Linked DNA regions of Homo sapiens: region 1 is linked to region 2. Evidence: chromatin loops called from intact Hi-C (ENCODE). Cell type or tissue: PC-9. All regions are shown on one strand.

Evidence for each region. Hi-C counts contacts between places; a loop is a spot of excess contacts. Peaks named below come from ENCODE experiments on the same cell type or tissue, not always from the same donor. Only the 100,000 strongest peaks of a DNase experiment are listed, where the experiment ranks them.
Region 1: it touches region 2 in a loop (8-fold over the local background); 16 of 110 quality-filtered maps call a loop at or near these places.

The regions. Positions count from the first base shown.
Region 1 is chr4:46,831,966-46,836,965 of GRCh38, reverse strand. All of the region lies in intron 2 of COX7B2 (cytochrome c oxidase subunit 7B2), which reads left to right. Among named protein-coding and RNA genes, the nearest start is that of COX7B2, 75 kb to the left of the region's middle. In PC-9, no CTCF peak of the experiment used is centred here; no DNase peak of the experiment used is centred here.
Region 2 is chr4:47,943,583-47,948,582 of GRCh38, reverse strand. All of the region lies in intron 6 of CNGA1 (cyclic nucleotide gated channel subunit alpha 1), which reads left to right. All of the region lies in intron 1 of LOC101927157 (a long non-coding RNA gene), which reads right to left. Among named protein-coding and RNA genes, the nearest start is that of NFXL1, 32 kb to the right of the region's middle. In PC-9, a CTCF peak has its summit at 2,533; no DNase peak of the experiment used is centred here.

The DNA.
Region 1 (5,000 bases), 1.1 Mb after region 2:
TAGTGTCAATATATATTCATGTGCCGCATAACGATGTTTCAATTAAGGGTAGGCTGCATATGTGACAGTGATCGCATGAGTTTATAGTGGATCTGAAAAATACCTATTGCCTAGTGACGTTGCAGCTGTGGTGAAGTTAGAGCTGTTGTGACATTGTAACAGTCATAATGTCATAGTGCAATGCATTACTTACCTTTTTCTGGTGATGCTGCTGTAAATAACCCACTGTACTGTCAGTCATAACAAATCTATCACATACCATTATATACAGTTCATTATACTTAATACCAAATAACTATATTACTGGTTTATATGTTCACTCTACTATGTTTTTTATTCATTATTTTAGCTTGTGCTCCTTCTTTTTTTTTTTAAAATTTAACTGTAGAACAGCCTCAGGCAGGTCATTCCATAGGATATTCCAGAAGAAAGCATTGTTCTCACAAGAGATGACAGCTCTATGTGTGTTACTGCTTCTGAAGATCTTCCAGTGGGACAAGATGTGGAGATGGAAGATAGTAATATTGATGATCCTAACTCTTTCTAGGTCTAGGCCAATGTGTGTTTTTGCATTTTAGATTTTAACTACTTTAAAAAAATATAAAAAAAAAATTTTTTAAATAGAGAAAAAAACGTATAGAATAAGGATATAAAAATATTTTTGGACAGTTGTACAGTGTTTGTGTTTTGAGCTAAATATTATCACAAAGGAGTCAATAAAGTGAAAAAAGTAAACACACAGTAAAATGTTGCAATAAGCTAAGGTTTATTATTGAAGAAAGAAATTTTTAATAAGTTTAGCATAGCCTAAGTGTACAGTGTTTATAAAGTCTACAGTAGTGTACAGTAATGTTCTAGGTCTTCACACTCACTCAGCACTCACTCACTGCCTCACCCAGAGCAATTTCCAGTCTTGCAAGCTCCATTCATAAGTGCCCTATAAAGGTGTACCATTTTTATCTTTTATACCATATTTTTACTGTACCTTTTCTATGTTTGGACATGTTTAGGTACATAAATCATTACCCTCGAGTTATAGTTGCCCACAGTATTCTGCAAAGTAACTTGCTGTGCAGCTTTGTAGCAGACGAGCAGTAGCGTGTATCATATAGCCTAGATGTGTAGTAGGCTGTATGATTGAGGCTGTGTAAATACACTTTATGATTTTTGTACGTTGATGAAATTGCCTAATGATGCATTTCTCAGAACATGTCCCCATCATTAAATGGCACATCACTTATTTATATTTTTTCAGACAGTACACATTTTCAAAGGCTATTGAAAAAGCTTGTGGCTCTAAGAAATAAATGGACCTATGTTACTTTATGCATTGAATGTCTAGGTTGATAGTTGGCTGTTCTGTAACATGCTATATCTTACGCAGTTTTTTCCATTGAAAACCATTTTCACTTCTGTTTCACCAGGAGGACTAGGCCTGCTTACTGTCCCAAAATGTAGCCGTCAGACTCTTCTTCCACCATGATTCTCGAACAGTCTGCCTTATTAACATGTGTGTGTGTGTTTTTGAGGGGGGACTTGTTTGCGTATCTCGTAACAGTTACTGCATTTTTTTTTTCTGATTTTAAAAGCAACGCATTTTCATTTTAGGATGTTTACGCACTAGAGAAACATTCAATTTGCTAACTTTGCTATTATAAACAATGTTGCAACATATAGCCTTGTGCCTACCTTTCATGTCTGTGTGCAAGTATTCCTGAAGTTAAAACTAGGTGCATTTGTAATTTTGATAGATGCTTTCAAATTGTCCTTTATGTCATGCTGTCATACACATTACATTCTCATCAGCAGTGTGTAATAATCCCCCTTTTCTTACATCATCCCCATCAATATCATAAGTATTACCAGGTTTTTGAGTCTTTATCAAACTACTAGGGAAAAAAGGTCTTAACTTTTATTTCTCTTATTATGATTGAAAGTTTTTCTTGTTTAAGAATTACTCATATTTCCATTTTTATGAATTATCAGTTTATATAATTTGCTTCTTTTGCTTTCAAGGGATTTTTTTGTTTTGAAGTTTGGAGACTTGCACATTGCCTAGCATATTAGTTGTCAATATTTTTCCAAGTTTGTGTTTTGATATTTTTCCTCTGGAGTTTTGTCATTCATTATTTTTTAATGTGGTTTTGTTTTTGTCTTTCTGTTTATGATAAACAATAGCTTCTATGTGAGATTATTTTAAAATATTTCCATGATTTCTTTTAGTAATATTATGCACACTCTTCATATTCTATATTTAAATATTTGATTTATTGATAATGTATTATATTGGACTGATAAGGCAAGATAACAATCAAGTGAAGAAGAAAGTGTCGGGGAATAATTATAGTAAAATGCTTCCAAAGAAAGTTGGATAAAAGCATTTAAATGTTTTTATTTGTTTTCTGAATGGTAACTTAGTTGCCCTAATGTCTTTTATTGAAATATTCATTTTTTTACGTGAATTTGCTATGCCATGTTTATCCTATACACAATTTCCAAATGTGCTAGGGTTTATTCGCAGAGTTTTTAATGCTATTGACATTATATCTTCATGCTTAGCACTATACTAGTTTAGTTATTCTAGCTGTAAAATGTATTTCAACATTCGAGATAGATACTGTTTTTGTGTTTCTTTTCTTGTCTTTTTTCATCAATTTCACAGATCTTCATTCCTGTTTGTATTACCATCTGAACTCCAGAATCAATGTATGTACTTCTCCAGAAGAAGACAAAACTTGTTGGTATTTTAAAATTGGGATCATACTATATTTATAGTTTGACTTAAAAATAATTGTCATCTTTATGCTTAGTGTTTCTATCCAAGAATATGTATCTCTGGTCACAATTTTTATCTTTCAATCATTGTGATGTTTCTTCATAAATAACTTACATAAATCTTTTCAGATTTTGTTGTTGTTGATTTAATTGCTTTTGTTAGCTTCTCATTTACTCCCATTATTCTCCCAACTCTTCTTTACACTCTCTGTGACCTTGTTTTCTCAGTACTACAGTTTATAGCTACATCTTTACATTCTTGTTTTGAACTGGATCTTTACCTTCAAACTTAAATGTTTTTCATAGAATTCCAATTTGCCAACCCAACAACATTTCTGTCAACCCACCATATCTTCATTCCATATTTTTTTTGCACACTTCTTTTTTTTGCCTTATCTGTAAAGATTAATATTTACAAAAGCTGAAGTTTCTCACAATTCACTTATTCTGTCATCCTTTTTCATATGGTTTCTGCTCCCACAACTGTTAAAGTCACAGTATTATGAAGTGACATAATGGTCTCATAGTCATCAATTCCCATCAATGTTTCTCTCTATTCATCTTCCTTTCCCCAATACTTCTTATTGCCTCTGCTCTCTTAAAACACTCCTATAGATTTTTCATTGAGTTTCTCTGAGTTTTACTTTCCCTTTTGAATCTTACATCAAAAAGTATATGAATGCTAGTAACCTGCATTTGGGCTATACTTTTTCCATGCTTTCTCCATTGGAATGTCATATTTCCTATGAGTTCTGCATAGGAATTAAGCATACACCTCCCAAATTTATATCTCTATTTCTAACCTCTTTTCTCATTCTAGTTACATCCTCTTGTTTACATTTTCTTTGGTGAGCCATTTGTGAAAGATATATGCTCACTTTTTAATTGTAAAGTTGATGCCAGGACATACTGTGTTAGTTCTCACATTGCTACAAATAAATATCTGAGGTTGGGTAATTTATAATGAAAAGAGGTTTAAATGGCTTGGTGGGGCGCGGTGGCTCACACCTGTAATCCCAGCACTCTGGGAGGCCGAGGTGGGTGGATCACCTGAGGTTGGGAGTTGAAGACCAGCCTGACCAACATGGAGAAATCCCGTCTCTACTAAAAATACAAAATTAGCCGGGCACCGTGGTACATGCTTGTAATCCCAGCTACTCGGGAGGCTGAAGCAGGAGAATCACTTGAACCCGGGAGGCGGAGGTTGTGGTAAGCCAAGATCACGCCTTTGCACTCCAGCCTGGGCAACAAGAGCGAGACTCCATCTCAAAAAAGAAAAAAAAAAAGGCTCACAGTTCAGCAGGCTGTACATGAAGCGTAGTTTTGGCATCTGCTTCTGGTGAGGGCCTCAGGGAGCTTACAATTATGGCAGAAGGCGAAGGGGAGCTAGTGGGTCACACGGTGAGAGCAGGAGTGAGAGAGAGTGGGGAGGTCCCAGATTCTTTTGAACAACCATATCTTAAGTGAACTAACTGAACAAGAATCCTCTCATCATCAAGAGGATGGTACTAAACAGTTTATTAGGAATCTGCCTCCATGCGCCAATCACCTCCCTCTAGATACCACCTCCAACATTGGGAATCACATTTCACCATGAGATTTGGAGGGGTCAGACCTCCAAACCATATCAGTTAGCTAGCCAGTTACCTCAGTTTTAACTTTTACCTTGTCTTTAAATATGCCTATGGAACTGGTTTTTGCCAGTGTATTGGGAACAGAAATAATATGTGACACTTTTAACTTGATGTTGCTTGAAATTATGTGTGCTTTTGTGTCTGGAATTGGTGGGTTCTTGGTCTCACTGACTTTAAGAATGAAGCTGTGTACCCTCGGGGTGGGTGTTACAGTTCTTAAAGGCGGCGTGTCTGGAGTTTGTTCCTTCTGATGTTCAGATGTGTTCGGAGTTTCTTCCTTCTGGTGGGTTCGTGGTCTCACTGGCTCAGGAGTGAAGCTGCAGACCTTCGCAGTGAGTGTTGCAGCTCATAAAGGCAGTGTGGACCCAAAGAGTTAGCAGTAGCAAAATTTATAGCAAAGAGCGAAAGAACAAACCTTCCACGGTGTGGAAGGGGACCCGAGCAGGTTGCCACTGCTGGCTGGGGCAGCTTGCTTTTATTCTCTTATCTGGCCCCACCCACATCCTGCTGATTGGTCCATTTTACAGAGAGCTGATTGGTCTGTTTTAACAGGGTGCTGATTGGTGCATTTACCATTCCTGAGCTAGACAC
Region 2 (5,000 bases):
GCCGTAGCTTAATGTTTAATGGAACTCTGGCATTCCCTGGCAGATGCATCACCCCTCTGGAAGCCAGGACCTCTAGATCCATAGATCCTTAAGTTGCAAGAATGGGAAACATACCTTTCCTACATTTGTCACCCCTACTTAGACCCCATAGTTCCCAGACCAATGCATTCTATACAGGCATAGAGAACCATACAATGATCATTGTTTTAGCATATATACAGTATCCTAGAGGATGGCACCTTTTCTTCCTAGAGTATAAACTCTATGATAGCACTTCAGCTGTGGTTTCAAAAAGTCCCTCCTTAACTATCATGTCAGTAGCTGACAAAGGTGTGCAGCTTATGATAGGACCACTGGATCCCAAACTCAGGTTCCAATGCCACATTTTTTTTTTTTTGCCTTAAAGTGGGTCCTTGGTCCAAAGTGATGTTAAGCAATATTTCATATATAGTGATCATGCTTCATATGCCCCTAAATAATGGCACTGGTCAAAGCCCTGTGGCAAAAAAGCAAATGAATAGTCATAATATATGTCAGTTCTTATCAATATATTTGATGCCCCTTCCATGGTGTCAGGAGTCCAATTTAGTTAACTTGCCATCAAGTGACTGATTACTTTCCTCAGGAGAAAGCACTGTTTTGGAGTCATAGCATTGGTCTCTGTAACAGGCATGTTCACTACGAGCAAAAAACAGACAAATAAAAACAAAGATTTTCAAACTTTGTGCTCACACTCATAATATGTCCATTCAGTCTGCCTCTTCTGAAATATTTTCCCTGATCTTTCCATCGTTTTCCATCCAGGTCCCTGACCAACCAGTCAAGGCATTTGTGACTGCCCACGAGTCCTTTTACACATGTATATTCTTAATTTGGGCTATTTCTTTTTCCCTTTTTTTTTCTTTTCTTTTTTGAGACAGGTACTCACTCAGTTGCCTGTGCTGGAGCGCAGTGGTGCAATCTTGGCTCACTGCAGCCTCCATCTCCCGGGATCAAATGATCCTCCTGCCTCAGCCTCCCAAGTAGCTGGGATTACAGGCGTGAGCCACCACGCCTGGCTAATTTTTGTATTTTTAGTGGGGTTTCGCCATGTTGGCCAGGCTGGTCTCTAACTCCTTGGCCTCACGTGATCCTCCCACCTCAGCGTCCTAAAGTGCTGGGATTACAGGCTTGAGCCATCGGACCCAGTCTGGGCTATTTCTTTTTCCATACAAACTAGATGACTGTATACTGCTTGAAGCTGTGCCATTGGGGAAATTAACCTCACACTTTCAAGACCACCTCTAAGTGAGGCTGTGGTGCAGACACAGACCATTTTGGCTTGCATCCACATTCTAAACTGACCCATCTATGCAACATGCTGTATCAGCTCCTTCTAAAGAACCCCACATATGACCACAGGTGGGGGCTGATAAATAGGTGCTGAGTGGAAAATGACATAGTGGAAAATAAATGGAAATTTCCAACGTGGAAATGACATAAAGAAGGGTACTGAAGGCCGGGCATGGTGGCTCACACCTGTAATCCCAGCACTTTGGGAGGCCGAGGCAGGCAGACCACCTAAGGTCAGGAATCGAGACCAGCCTGGCCAACCTACATGGTGAAACCTCATTTCTACTAAAAATACAAAAATTAACCAGGTGTGGTGGTGCACGCCTTTAGTCCCAGCTACTTGGGAGGCTGAGGCAGGGGAATCACTTGAACTGGGAGGCAGAGGTTGCAGTGAGCCGAGATTGTGCCACCGCACTCCTGCCTGGGTGACAGAGCAAGACTCCTCAAAAAAAGAAAGAAAGAAAGAAAGAAAGAAAGAAAAAGACGAAGGGTACTGAGCCACCTGCCTGGGCAGCTTACTTATTTGCTCTGATTCATGCTCAATCCCAGATATCTTACTTCATCATATGACGGATTGATACATTATGAATTGTTGTTTCTGACAGAATCCATCTCATAATGGGCATTCTTTTTATGTCCCATGGTTAGGTAATCCTATTTCAGGGCCTGACTAACAGAATGCCATTGATGCAGATATAGTGGACTAATGTGGTGCTCTGAGAAATGTCCACGTGATCCAGGTCCCTCAAGGCTGTCATGACAGTAGGAAAGAAAGTTAATATAGCCTTGGAAAAGAGTGTAGGTGTGTACAGTTTGTTATCCCCTGTGAGTATGAGCTATGTCTGATCCTCTTTCCTGATAGTAATGAAAAATGACATTCACAATGACTGACCCAGAACCTTAGGTATGCAGTGTATATCAAGTGAATGCATTGTTTTCCACATATGACACAGCAGCTGCAATTGGGGCTACTACTTGGTTGATTTTGCAATTGTCTATTGCTATCCATTAGGATCCATTTGGTTTTTGCAGGGGTCTGATGATGAATTATGTGGGGAAATGAAGAGCGATCACCACCCCTGCATGCATTAGGTCTTTAAGGATGGCATTTCTTTTTCTCCCCAGGATGCAATGTTGCTTTTGGCCAGAAGGTGGGAAGCAGCTTAAGGGCTTCTCCTCGGTCTTACACCTCTTTCCTCACAAGCCAAGGAACTAGTGGGGTAGGGGTGGGAGTTGTGCCGATGACCAACTATATACATTTCCCTTTTGTATTCAGGAATTATGTACATTACACTTATACATTTAGGAACTGGAGAAATGATCACAGAGTGGGTCACTGTGTTATTTTCCACATAGGACATGTCAGCTGCAATTGGGGCTACTACTTGGTTGATTTTGCAGTAGTCTCTCTGCCATCCACTAGGATCTATTTGGTTTTTGTGGGAGTCAGATGATAAATTACATGGGGAAATTAAGAGAGACCACCACTCCTCCATGCATGATTTTATACAATTATATACATTTCTCTTTTATATTCAGGAACTTATATACATTCTACTTTTATATTCAAGAATTACATACATTTCACTTTTACATTTAGGAACTGGAGAAATGATCACATAGTAGTGGGTCTGTGGACCCAGTGGGAAACACCATAAGTCATATCTCATCCAGGAATCTATTATTACCAGTCCATCATATGCCCCTCAAGTTTAACAGGGGGCCACGATGATGCTTCAATCCCTAGGTGTCAACATCAACATGGATCCTGTGCCAAACAGTCTTCAATGTATCTAAGTATTCTTTTTTCCCCCAGAGTATAGTGATCTAAGTAATGGTCATAGGTTCTTTAGGAGAAAGACCAGGGAAATCGTTACTGGAATATGTTTGTCATACTGTTGCAGAGTCTTTCTTCATGGGTCTTGGCTTCTCCTCTAGTCATTGGTTTTAGGTCTAAGTACTGGCTTAGGTCTAAGTACTGGCTTAGGTCTGGAACTGTTCAAAGGATTCTGATTTTTTTAAAATTTAAATTGTAATGAATCAATTTATTTTTTGAGATGGGGTCTTGCTATGTTGCCCGGGCTGGTCTTGAACTCCTGGGCTCAAGTGATCCTCCCGCCTCAACCTCCCAAAGTGCTGAGATTATAGCCATAAGCCACCATGCCCTACTAGGATTCTGATTTTTTTGATGGAGTAAGTTGCCCTCAACCTCCTAATTATTCATTCCTGATTCATTTTGGTTGTATACATTAAATAATACCCTAACTAGCTAACAGGCTTCCCATCTGTCTAGGAATACTATATTCTATTAACCTCCTCCATAGCTGTCTATGGGTTAAGACCCTTGGTTACCATCCCCACCTTAATGCTCATTATAATTACTGGACCAACCTTACTTCTGATGGGTAAGCACTGCCATTAGTCTCAGTTATTTCTAGATCCTATTATCCCTATTGCTCTCAGAGAACTCAGTTCTGTAATGACATTTCCCACCATCAGCCCTGGCCTACAGAGGATAGTACCACTGAACTTCTCAAAGCTGATAATATCCCTCTCACCAGCCCATTCCACATCACTTTTGCATCCTTTGAGCCCTCTTTGGGAACATAATTAGCTGGTAGGCTATCTTCCAAACAGTGTATCCACTTCAAGATGCCACTTTTCTGAGTCTTTTGATACCTTCCTCCACCATCTGCCATGGTGTTAATGTTTATTTCATTTTGTGTGGACCATTACCTTTTTCCAGGTTTCCAAGAGCCATTTGAGTAGTGTGTCGACATCATCCTTCAGGATCCATGCTAGGCTGTCAAATCTTGAATAGAAGTGTACTCCCATAGCAGTAAATTCTTCCTTATCCAACTTTATTGTTCTGTCCCTGTTTGTACGTGACCATCTTAGATGTTAAGCCTCACCTCACTTGTCAATCTTATCTTCCATTTCTTCTTAACAGAGGCTTTCCACTTCTGTTGGGTCATTCTTACCCAGATTGAGTCCATTGCACTTAGAAATTTTCCTGCTCTAACATCCTCTCTCTTCTTCTCAACTCCAAGTCTTAGTGATACTTTGAGGCCTAGCTTTAGAACTACTTCCCTTTAAAAGCCTTCTCTGACTATCCTAGTGGTAACAAGATGCCTGTTCATTCATGTCTGGCTAATGAAATTTCCTAAGACTTCTGAGCTGACAATGGCAGCCTGCTATAACCCTAGGTCTGTCTGACTTCAGAATCTATTCCCCTGCTGATAGAGAAAGCTAATCATAGAAAGAGGCACTAGTTACACAGTCTCCACTCAAGAAGAAATTGTATGTGGAAAAAGGTGGCCTTAAATCTGGTAAATTATTCTAATAACTGAGATTCCACCATATTACCAGACAGCTTGTTGATTACTCATGAAAAATGACTTCAGTCAGGGTTATCCCCTCTAAAGAAAATTGATGGCATTTTCTTAAAATTCTGAATGATTTTATTCAAGGATAAATGTAAATGATGTCAAGAAGCTTAAATTTTAAATATTATTTTTAATACATTAACACTTTCGAAGAACACTCTTGGGGGGCTGTTGTTTCTTAAATTTTTCTCCTTGGTTTTATGCCTTTATTCATCTCCATTTGTTTCTATTTCCCAAATCTATTAGCTTAGAAGTTCTTGTTTATTATCTGGATAATTGTCT